Regions from separate parts of the Homo sapiens genome. Here region 2 is linked to region 1. Evidence: read pairs that join two places in POLR2A ChIA-PET (ENCODE). Cell type or tissue: HepG2. All regions are shown on one strand. Each heading gives the region's core, and the rest is flanking DNA. Links, peaks and the distances in the headings are about the cores only. Region 1 has its middle 94 kb from the start of LINC01948. Region 2 overlaps C5orf67 (chromosome 5 putative open reading frame 67).

Region 1 (5,379 bases), core at 320-5,319:
AGGAACATAAGGAGCGATTGCCTGAGGGATTCTCTTGCATCTTTATCCAAAGGACTCAAAAAATCAAATTCAAAATCCATCTCTATTATCTTCACCTCTAATTAATATTGGAGTATCTAGATTGCTATTTACTTCTCTCACAGACCCCTGGCAAATAATACATCACCCTAATTTCATAGAAACTACCCCACAGTTGAATTCCTCACCCATCTGATGTCTCAGCATTAGGATGTGAAGACTGAAAAAATGGAAGAATACGGATCAAAAAAAAAAAAAAATCATTCTACTTACCCTAAGGCCAGTGTTTTAGTATTGCAGGGAGGTTCTATCATCCTTTAGTGCTCTTCTCTTGAGTGTTGTTGTTGCTGTTATTCTTTTCTTTCTCTTTCTTTTCTCCTTCTCTTCCTCCTCCTCTTCTTCCTCCTGCTTCCCTTTCCTCTTTCTCCTTCTCCTTCCTCCTGCCCCCTCCTCTTCCTCCTCTCCCATTCCCCCTCTCTCCTCCTCCTCTTTCTTATTCTTCTTCTAACCTTTCTATTTAGTTTACCCCAAAATCATTCCAGTCCTAAGGACAGTTAAAGATATCTTGTTCCCATGGAGAAAGGAAGAATAAAATATGTAATATCAGGGATATAACCTAATTTTACAAACAGAGTTAAAAGAATTACAGCTTGTGACATAATTTTTAAAACAACATATGTTCCCTCTGTAGTGATTACCCTTCACCAGACGATCTTTGGTTATTCAGGGAATTATAATAACATTAAATCAATTTTCAAATATCATTGAGGCAGTTTGCTATTTGCCAGTTGAATTTCCTCATCTACGTGGTTTCTGGGAGCTCCAGCAGTACAATCAGTTGGTGAGTGGTACTTTCACAAGGTTTCTTGGTCTTATTGGAGTTATCAGCCTGCAACCTTCAGGAATCAAGGCCTCTTTGCTGGGCGTTAACCAGAAGTCTGGGTGGCAAATTGTGTGGCTCTGGGGTTTGTTGATGCTGGTTTGCATGAACAAGTTGTGTTAGCTCTAAGCCCAGTTGATGGTTTTGGTTATGCAATTACTTGAGCCCTGGTTTCTTCATCAATCAAGCAAGCCTCAAATTTCCTCCTCTTTCTCAGTTTTGTGATTTTTGACATTAGCAGAATTTAAAATACAGGATGGTTGCTAAGCAGTTTCATAAATGGAAACCACATTTGTCAAATGAGCTCCACACCAGGAAATTCAGCGAGAGGATTCCTGGGTATCCTCAGTCCTAGCCTGCCTAGCATCTCACGTGAATTGGAGTCTGTAATGTCCTCCCAGAGGGAACTGGATCTAGCCAGTAGGCACAAACATTCTTTTGGTCTTTCCAAAAATTTTCTGCAGAAAATGCCTATGGGACAACTCACTGTGAAGTTGAAATTATATGCAAGTGTGTATACAATTAAATTTCAAAATAAATGCCTTAGAATTGTGTGTGTTTGTTTTTTGCTAATTTGATGGTAAACATGAAAGCCCAAAGTGTCCTGGGAAAAGCTTTGTATTTTTCTTTAAGCCACAAATAGTCTAATTAGACTTGAAAGAATGCACTTCCAAAGCAAAATAAGACAAAATAGAACGTTCAAAGAGCCACATACCATAGTTTCAGAGATAACTAGAAATTGGGTCTATAAAGATAGCAATGCATTGCTATTGAGTTTGTCTCGCCCACTGTCTTCCACACTCCAGGCGGGAGGGCTACAGCAGCGTCTTATCGTCCTTGAATTTGTTGAATGAATGGCAGTGTCCAAAAGTGCGGAAAACCCCAGGCACAGAATGATACTAAGGGGATCTAAAGAGTTTCTTGGATGAAAATACTGGTGCTACTTGGGAAGATTTGAGAATATGATGGCTCTGAAAATGTACAATTGCTCTGCAATCTTACAGAATTTTTAGAGTCAACTTCTATAAAGAGGGGACAAAACTATTTATAATAAGCACAGTTGAAAAAATACTGTGAAGCAGGAAAGATGGCCTTAGATGTTGTCACCTCCTATTTCTGGGAATTCCTCACCATTCACGGTCCTCAAGATCACTCTACCCCCTTCCATGTCAAAGCCTGGTTTTAGGAAGGGATCTGGTAAATTCATCCTCCTGAGTTTCAGTAACTGCAACAGTTTACTGCAGTAATACATTAAGTCATATTTCAATTGACAGAAAAGGCTTAATATACTGTATTAGTTATTCTGTTTACTTTTAAATAAACATCAACACGTTAACCCAAGGTGGCATATTTCTAATTACAGAATTAAAAACATCAGAGCATGAGCGAAAGCAATTTTGTAAAGGAAACACTTTCAAAAAAATTGGACTGTGTACTTCACCTATTTCACTTGTTTCTGAGGCTTGGTAATTGATTATCCAGTAATGTTTTGGCCTTCTTACATATTAAGAATAGTTAGTACAAACAAAGCAAGGGGATGCCTATTATTAAAATAAGCAATCTCTAATGAACCCATGAATTCCACTGCAACTCTCTCAGCAGCTTGCTCAGGACCCAGGCTAAATCAGGTACTCAAATACCAATCCCTGTTTTCAAAGAGGGAAGATTAAATTGCTTTTGGCTTTGTTCATGAAAACAGCCATTTTGCATTCATGGCACTGAATAGATTCTTTATGATAATTAATGTAAGTTTTATATTTTTACAACAGTCCTTGGGCTGTGTTCTCATGAATATTTCCATTAAATAATTACCTCTTAGAAACGAAAGAGATCTTTTGTATTTTTTAGAACTGTGTTTATGGATACATTCTCCATGCCTCCCCTTTCCCATTCCTCTCGAAATTGCTTGTATCTAAGGAACTTAATACCCTGTCATTATATGTTTAATTCATTTTAGGATATGTGTCCAGAAATATTTGTGCTATTGAGAGAATCACACTGGCCCTCTGAATACTGAGAGCTGGTCCCATTTCTGCAGATTTTCTTCTGTGTCTTGCACGTGTTGTAGACCTATAAACCTCCTGGCATACATAAGCCCACTCTTCTCATTTTGTTTGAGATGCAAAATTCCTAACAGGAAAGTAACCATTTCAGTAACCAATCTTAGAGGCTTGTTTGTCTTTTCTTTATAAATTCTTAACCTTTTCATGACTTAGCAGAAAGTATGCAGGGCTCAGGTTAGGTCAACAACAGAGTCAAGGTTAACTACAAGAAAGTGACATGAGAAAAAATCCAACTAATCCAAACATGGAAACATCAATAGGTGACTTAGACCAACTATAACATTAGCCATCACCTCAGGTCCACTAGCACTTAATATATTTTGTTAATAGGCTCTAAGACTCTTAGAATCTGCTTTTCCTCTTTTCTTCAGAGTATGGATTTCATTGCTCTTAAAACATTGCATCTTCTGCTGGGAATAATTCTGTTCTTGGCCTCTGGAACAGCTCATAAATTATATCTCTGGAATTTTAGACTACAGCAGTTAGTGAAATGGTTTCCTATTCCCCTGGGAAGCCCAGGTAGGAATAGCTACTTACAAAAGTGATTAAGTGTGGAATTTTTGCTTTAGGCACAGAACAGGAGTCACCTCAAGAGCTTTTTTAGTTACATCTGCAATTTTGTTTATTTTGGCTCTATCAATTTCTACATCTGAACAAAATATAACTCTAAGCTATGTCACCAGGAAGAGAGAGATGGAGTCTCCTCCTGTGTCTGAATGAAGAGTACCTTCACATGTGGGATAAAGTCTTGTCCAAACACACTTGGTGTCACTTCCATGCATAACTTCCTGCTCAGGGTTTGTCAGGTTAATTTAACCTCAGAGGATTCTAATGCTTCCAAATGAGGGGAAAAAAAAAAAAAAAAAAAAAAAAAATATATATATATATATATATATATATATATATATATATATATATATATATAATGAAATTATGTTAAGACCTGTTGGGCTCAACAAACAGAAAGATAAGTAGTTTTCTTTACTGAAGAGCCATTCACGTATATGCTAATGTCCATTGTGAATCTTCAAGAGTGGAGGAGCACTTTCCAAAAATATTTGACCTTGGAAGACTTTTCTTTATTCAGAATATCTCTAAAAATCTCATGTTCTACAAGGAACTAAACCACAGTCAAATTTCAGTTGAAAGCTTACCTCAGTCATTCACTCACTCCAGCACAAATCAGAGCCATGACTTTGCTAACTTGGTTGAATTCCATGAGCAATGTTATTTTGGGCCAGATCCGTAGCCAGTTGCAATATCCTATCACTAAAAGACACTCTATGACATAGGGTGTGCACATGTGTTTTTTAAAATGTAAAGCTCAGCTGCTCTATCAAAACATAGCCAGATGCTGCTCTAAGTGGGTTCCCAATCCTGTTCGGCCTCACTGGGTGTGACCTCCCAACCAGGGTCTCCAGCCACTTCCTATAGGTGCCTTTGGGCTGGCAACAGGTCCGTTTCTCCCTGGGACAAGGTTCCCAGAGGAAGGGACAGGCTGCCATCTTTGCTGTTTCTCAGCCTTCACTGGTGACACTTCCAGGTTCTGGAAAATCCGAGGTGACTAAGGACTGGAATGGGCCCCAAGCATACCACAGCAGCCTTACGGAAAGGTGGCTAGACTGTTAAGTGAGTGCTCATTCCCGTATTTCCTCACCAGCAGGTCCCCCAGGTCTGGGCCTCCAGCCACCCACCTGCCAGAGCTATCAAGCCACTACCAACTCAGCAACTCCCTGGATAGCACCTCCAGGGGCAACTGAAAGCCTCTCTGCCACTGCCTTCACAGTGGAAGTTTCCTGGCCATCCTCAGACTAATGAAGGAGGAAAGACCCTAAGTGCCTTGTCCACACCACAAACAAGCTGCAGTCAACCCAATGGCAGGAGACCAGTTTGTCTCCCATAGGTCCCACACCCCCACACAACTCATCACCGGATAGGAAACCCTTGCCTTGGGCCCACAGCACAAACCCTCCATCCTGGGCTGACTGCGCTGAGTGATTGCTGACCTGCATTTCTCTGGGGTGGAGCCCCCAAGAGTCAAGCAAATGACCCTTGGCCACAAGTACTATTAAGATCTCTTCCTCTGCTGCCTCTAAGCTGGGGAAGGAGCATAAACACGGAGATTGCCCCAAAGCTGCAATGGGCAGCCCAGGAGTGCCAAATCATGAACTACAGCCAGCACTTAAGAGGGAAAGGAACTCACACTTTCAGAGAACTGAGAGGGAATGTGGCTGCAACTGTGAGGAAACATGGGGGAGCCATACAACCAAGCAAGAGTCTACCAACTGAAAAATATGCCTCAGTGTCACCTGCTGGATCACATCCCAAAGCCTCAACAACAAAAATACTTCAAACTCCCCTCTGAAACCAGAGACAAGGAGTCAGCTTCAAATAAAGACCTTACACAAAGCCTCATCC
Region 2 (5,379 bases), core at 125-5,124, 130 kb after region 1:
TCCTAGCTAGAACTGGTTGTTAGAAAAATCCTGGCACCTTCCCCTGTCTCTGGCTTCCTGTCTCACCCCGTGATCTCTGTACACACTGGCTCCCCTTCCCCTTCCCCCATGAGTGGAAGCAGCCTGAGGCCTTCACCAAAAGCGGGTGCTGGTGCCATGCTTTTTGTGCACCCTGCAGAACCATGAGCCAATTAGCCTCTTTTCTTTATAAATTCCCCAGCCTCCGGTATTCCTTTACAGCAACACAAGTGAACGGAGACACTATCTGAGCATAATTATGAGTTGTGTTTGGGGCCTGTGGTAGGATGTGAGAGTTGGCATTCCCTGCTCTTTGCCTGTCTTTCTACAGTGATGTTCTCCTCCATGGTCCCTGGAATATTCTTCTGTCTCCAGGCCCCACAAAACCCAGAACCATTTTGGAGGACAGCATGACAGAGGAAGAGGAATGGCATCGAGAGAGGCACTGTACATGCATTATTTTATTTATCGTCAGAGCAGCCCGTTTCACTGGGGGAAACTAGGCCCAGAGTGGGTCCAGAACCTACTCCAGGTCACACAGCCGGACAGAGCAGAAGCAGGGGTGGCACTTGCCTCTAGATTCCACTTTGCCTGTGGCCAGAGCAGCGTTCTGGCCACCCCAGGCCGGAGCACCTCCCTGCTGAGCCCTTTTAAGTAGCCTAGATTTGGAGGCAGAGCAGTGTAGGCTGGGGTGTAATTAAGTCATTAAGCTGACTGCTCTGGCAGGATGAGGCTTTCTGGCCCACTTGTTCCCGGCTTCAGTAGCACCGATGGTTCCCGGAGATCATCCTCTTTGTGCAAGTGTTTGACTCAGTGGTCTGTACTGGAATTAGACGGATCCCTTTGCCACCACCTCCGGCCTCTAGGGCTTGTGCTTTGGAGGCCCAGCCTTCACATGCTTCTCCTCCAGAGTAGGCTGCTAGAGAGAAGCTGCTAGCTGTGTTGGTGCCCTTGACACGGCTGTCCACATTAACTTCAAGCACTGCCAAATTGGCAGGTTAAACAGGGAACCATCACGTTTTCAAATTCTGTGTTTATCTTATATTTTATCTACCCCAGAACTCATCTTCAAAAAATGGGGAAAGAGAGATGAAGGGGATGATAGAAAAACAAGGTAGCTGAACTTGTACTTTAATTGAAAAAAAAAAAAAACATAATTACTCTAAGCAAAAAATAGTTGTAGACGAAAGCACATGTTCAAAGAAACAAAGTGATCAAAACCATACTAACTTTATGTTTTTTCTCTTCCCACCTAACCTCCAGATTCCTGACTTGTTTCATCCTACTGGTTCTTTTCAAATTATACCTGTGATAATTCAGCTGTTAAAAGAGGAGTTTTGAAGTCCTGTTAATACGTGACTCGAGGAAAATCCAAGGTAGGGAGAAAAATTAAACTCCTCCACCGCTCTGGGGAACTTGGCTTTCTAAGGAGACATTGTTTTGAAACCAAGAACAAGCCAGAGATGACCAAGATTAGGTTTTATACTTTGCTTCTCAAGTCCTGATCCTAATCCATTAGAGCTAATTTTGCCTGATTCCTTTTCTGTATGCTCTGGGCTTGGGTGGGTTTCTCTTAGATGGAGGAAGAGTCAGGAAATGGGTTATGGGGAGGGAGAAAGGGACAGATTTCATTAAACTGCCAAAAATAGGTTTATGCCAGTAATAGCACGTATGATGCAAACTTGCTTCTACATGCAGAATAATCATCTGTATGGGAAGTTGCTTATGAAGATGATGACATTTAAGAGTTTGGCATCCCAGCAGTTTTACCTTTGATCTTGGAAAACTGCCCAAAGTAACTAAGTCATTTACAATCTGCCTTGCTTGCCATTTGAATTATTTTGAGGGTTGAGGGGGCACTTTCTTCTTCATTGTGCATTACCGGAGGCCTACTTTCTGATCTAAAAGAAGCAAAATAGGTGAGTCTCACACTCTGTGATTAAATAACACAAGCTTTGCTCTACAGTGACCTTATTTATACTCCAAATGACAGCCTACAGCAGATCGCATTTGACAAATTTTAATCCTCTTAAACTGAAGTCTGAAACAGATACTCGATAGGCTCTTCATTGCGCCAGAAGTGACAATGCTGTGCTCCTCATGAGGCTCCAGTGGAAGCTGAATCCTCACAGAGGGGCAGCCATCTGGGACTCTGGGTGGAGGCCAGCCCACAGCTCTACACCTCCTGTCTCACCTCCACTCAGCTCTGAGGGTGGGCTGAGGGCAGAAGGAAGTGGAGCTGGAGTTGTAGAGACAGCGGTTTAGTGGAGGGCTCTCTGTCCTGGCTAGTTGAGGTGCGTGATGGGTAGTGGCAGAGAGAGGGGGTAGGGAGTGGGGTGAGGGAAGTCCAGGGAGCCCCGACAGGTGGAGATGGGGAAGTTGGGAAGATTGGAAAGAGAGCGTGTAAAGGCAATGAAACATTTCCCCTGCTCCTGAAGAAAAACATGGACGAGGAAGACATGGATGTTGAGGCTTTAAAGCTGACTTTAAGTAAGGGAGATTGTTCCAGATTATCTGGGGGCCTGGTTCACTCCACTGAATGGCCTTCAGAGCAGAACTGAGGCTTCCTGATGAAGAAATTCTGACTGTGCAGAGCAACTTTGGCCCGTGTCCAAGAGTTGAAGTCTGTCTTTTCTGACAGCCTGCCCTATTGATTTCAGACTTGCCTATCCAGTCCCCATAATCAGGTAAACCAATTCTGTGCAATAAATCTGTTAATATCTGTCTCCTTCTGATGTGGTTTTACTGGTTAAAACTTGACTGATGCAGATTTGCAGCCTGGAGTCCCCTTCCAAACGTGAGAATTTGTGGCTTCAGCTGCTGGAAGCCTGGCTGTGGCAGAGGCCCTCAGCTGCCAGCTGTCCTTAGGGAGTGCTTTGACTGAGCAGAGTCCCCTTGCCCCAGGTCACACTCCCTTCCCAGGGCAGCAAAGCTCCAATGACTGTCTGATGTGGGGCTAGAAAGGCTGGGCCCCTGGCCCCAACTCTGGGTAAACCCAAGGGCTGCCTCAGCTTCAGAGCTCCCCATGAACTTGGCTGAGACCTTCATTGTGGCTGCATCATAGCCCCACTGCTCCCTTCACCCCACCCTCCTTTCTTCCCTTCTTACCCAGGCGTTGATTCCCAGAGCACTGCCTGATAAACCTCCTGCCCAAGAATTCTCATCTGCTCCCCAGGAAACCCCATCTGTACCAGGAACCTTACTCCACTGAGTTTCCATCTATTTCCTGCATCTTTGACTTTCCCTTCTTATTCATCTCTTTCCCCTCGCCACATGTAAATGCTCTAGGCTCTCCCATATTAAAAAGAAACACAACCAGGAAACATAATAACCATTCCTAAATTGTGTCATCCTCAAGTTGTGGCTGGTTTTGTTTGTTTGTTTGTTTGTTTTTTCCATATCCCAACTTCTTGAGGAGCTAACTGGACACTGTCTCATCTTCGCCTTCCACTTACTCCTCGATACAGCATGGCTTTTCTCAGCTGCCATCACTCCCTGAAATTGTTCTCAAGAAGGTCACCAGCAACCTCCTCTTTATTAAAATCCCATGACACTCTTCAGCCTTTCCTATATGTGACCTGGTGACTGGCAATGTGATTTTCTTTTGCCTTGATGAAGTTGTTGTCTGGCTCCAATAGCCTCCATCGCCCCCTCTGCACTGGATTCCCATATATCTCCCTGGCTGCTTCCCTTCAGTGTTCTTCATGGACTCCCTTTGTCAGCTGTTCAGTAGCTCCCTTTGTCAGCCTCTTTCTACTCTACACTCTCTCCTTGGGCGATTTGGCCACATCTGTAATTTCAAAGGTCACCTGTGTGCTTAAAGCCTACCAAATCCTTATTTCTAACCTCAGCCTCTGTCCTGGACTCTGAATGCTGCATATCCAACTACGGAACGTTTCTCCCTAAATGTTTTATCTTGTCTAATACTGAATTCACCCTCACACATGTTCCTCCCTTCTGAGCTAATAATACAATACATTCTTCCCACCAACAGAGCCTGCAGTGATCTTCAATTCCGCACCCCCACCCCACCTCCTCCGCCGCTCTCTCTCCCTCTCTCTCTCTCTCTCCCTCTCTCTGTCTCTCTCTTTTTCTCAACTCAGCCACTGGTCACTAGGGATTGTGGTATCATCCTCTTAAATAGTGTATTCTCTCAAAGTAGCCCTACTTCTCCCACCTTAATATTTCATCTCAGATCTTCACTGTTTCACATATTTTATAGCATAATAAACAGCGTTTAAAGCTGAGTGATCTGTGCTCCACACTGTGGAGGGCTTGGCTCTGTCCTTTCTCTGGTTACACCGCTAACCACAAGTCAAGAAGTCCATAGGACCTACAGGACATTGCCACCATGGGCCCACACACCCCAATTCCAGGCCATGTTTCCATACCTAGAACTGTGGATTCCCTGTCCAAATGGCCTGAGCCTGCTTCCAGGGCTGACGTGGGACTCTCCCACAGATCCATGCCCCCACGTGTATTCTCCATTGCTGGAGTGCATGCCTGTAGGCTTGAAAGTGGCAACAGGTGGCTGTTTGCAGCGGGGAGGGACAGAGGCTGGACGGAGGAGTCAGATAGTTCATATGCACATGTGTGCAGAATTTCTTGTGGTTCTAGATGGAGCTGGGGTGTCAGGCAGAGGGAGAACAGGGGTAAGCTGTGACTACTTTCAGTCTTTCTCCCAGCCCCATGAATGCTGGGGAAGAGGGTTCTGGTTATGAAGCATCTTTTATACACCAAGTACAAAGCTAAATAATGGGAATTAAAGATGAACCAGACATACTCATTGCCCTCCAGAAGCTCAGGAACAGACAAGAAGGGGAGCCATTATAAAATGAGATGAAATCCATTTTCATAAAGGCATGTTTGAAGAGCTGTGTGGGGTGGCAGGGTCAATCCCTGCCAGATAATAGGGAAAGACTTCTCGCATGGGAGAACATTTGACCTGAAATTTGAAGCTTGAGAGTAAGTTTGCCAAACCTGAGAAAGCCACTGTCAGCAAAGAAAACAGCAAACATTCAAAGAACCATGGGCGGCTTAGTGGGCTGGAAGCTCTGGGAGAGGTGGCTGGAAAGGCATCAGGACTGTCATGAAGGGGCTTGTGGGGTTTGCTTAGGAGCTTCTACTTCATCCCAAAGGCCATGGGGAAGCTTTATGCATTTAAAGTTGGGGACTCAGTGGGTATTAGCCACACGTTTGAAAGATTTCTCTGGACTAGCCTCTTAAGGGGTTTCCTCTTCTCCAGCATCCACACCCCTCACTGAGAGTCCAGCCATCACCCTGCTGCCAATCTCAACCTTCTGAAACCCACATTGGATGCTGTCACTCTTCTGCTTCTTCCCATTGCCTCCAGGTGAGAGC

The links. ChIA-PET counts read pairs that join two places held together with the same protein. Peaks named below come from ENCODE experiments on the same cell type or tissue, not always from the same donor. Only the 100,000 strongest peaks of a DNase experiment are listed, where the experiment ranks them.
Region 2: POLR2A ChIA-PET joins it to region 1 with 7 read pairs; 2 of 35 experiments call an interaction of 5 or more read pairs at or near these places.

Annotation. Positions count from the first base shown.
Region 1 is chr5:56,385,289-56,390,667 of GRCh38, forward strand. No RefSeq gene overlaps it. Among named protein-coding and RNA genes, the nearest start is that of LINC01948, 94 kb to the right of the region's middle. In HepG2, for the core only: no CTCF peak of the experiment used is centred there; a DNase peak (open chromatin) is centred at 3,113.
Region 2 is chr5:56,514,479-56,519,857 of GRCh38, forward strand. The region is part of intron 4 of C5orf67 (chromosome 5 putative open reading frame 67); the gene reads right to left. Among named protein-coding and RNA genes, the nearest start is that of LINC01948, 35 kb to the left of the region's middle. RefSeq lists an enhancer at 173-673. In HepG2, for the core only: no CTCF peak of the experiment used is centred there; a DNase peak (open chromatin) is centred at 2,623.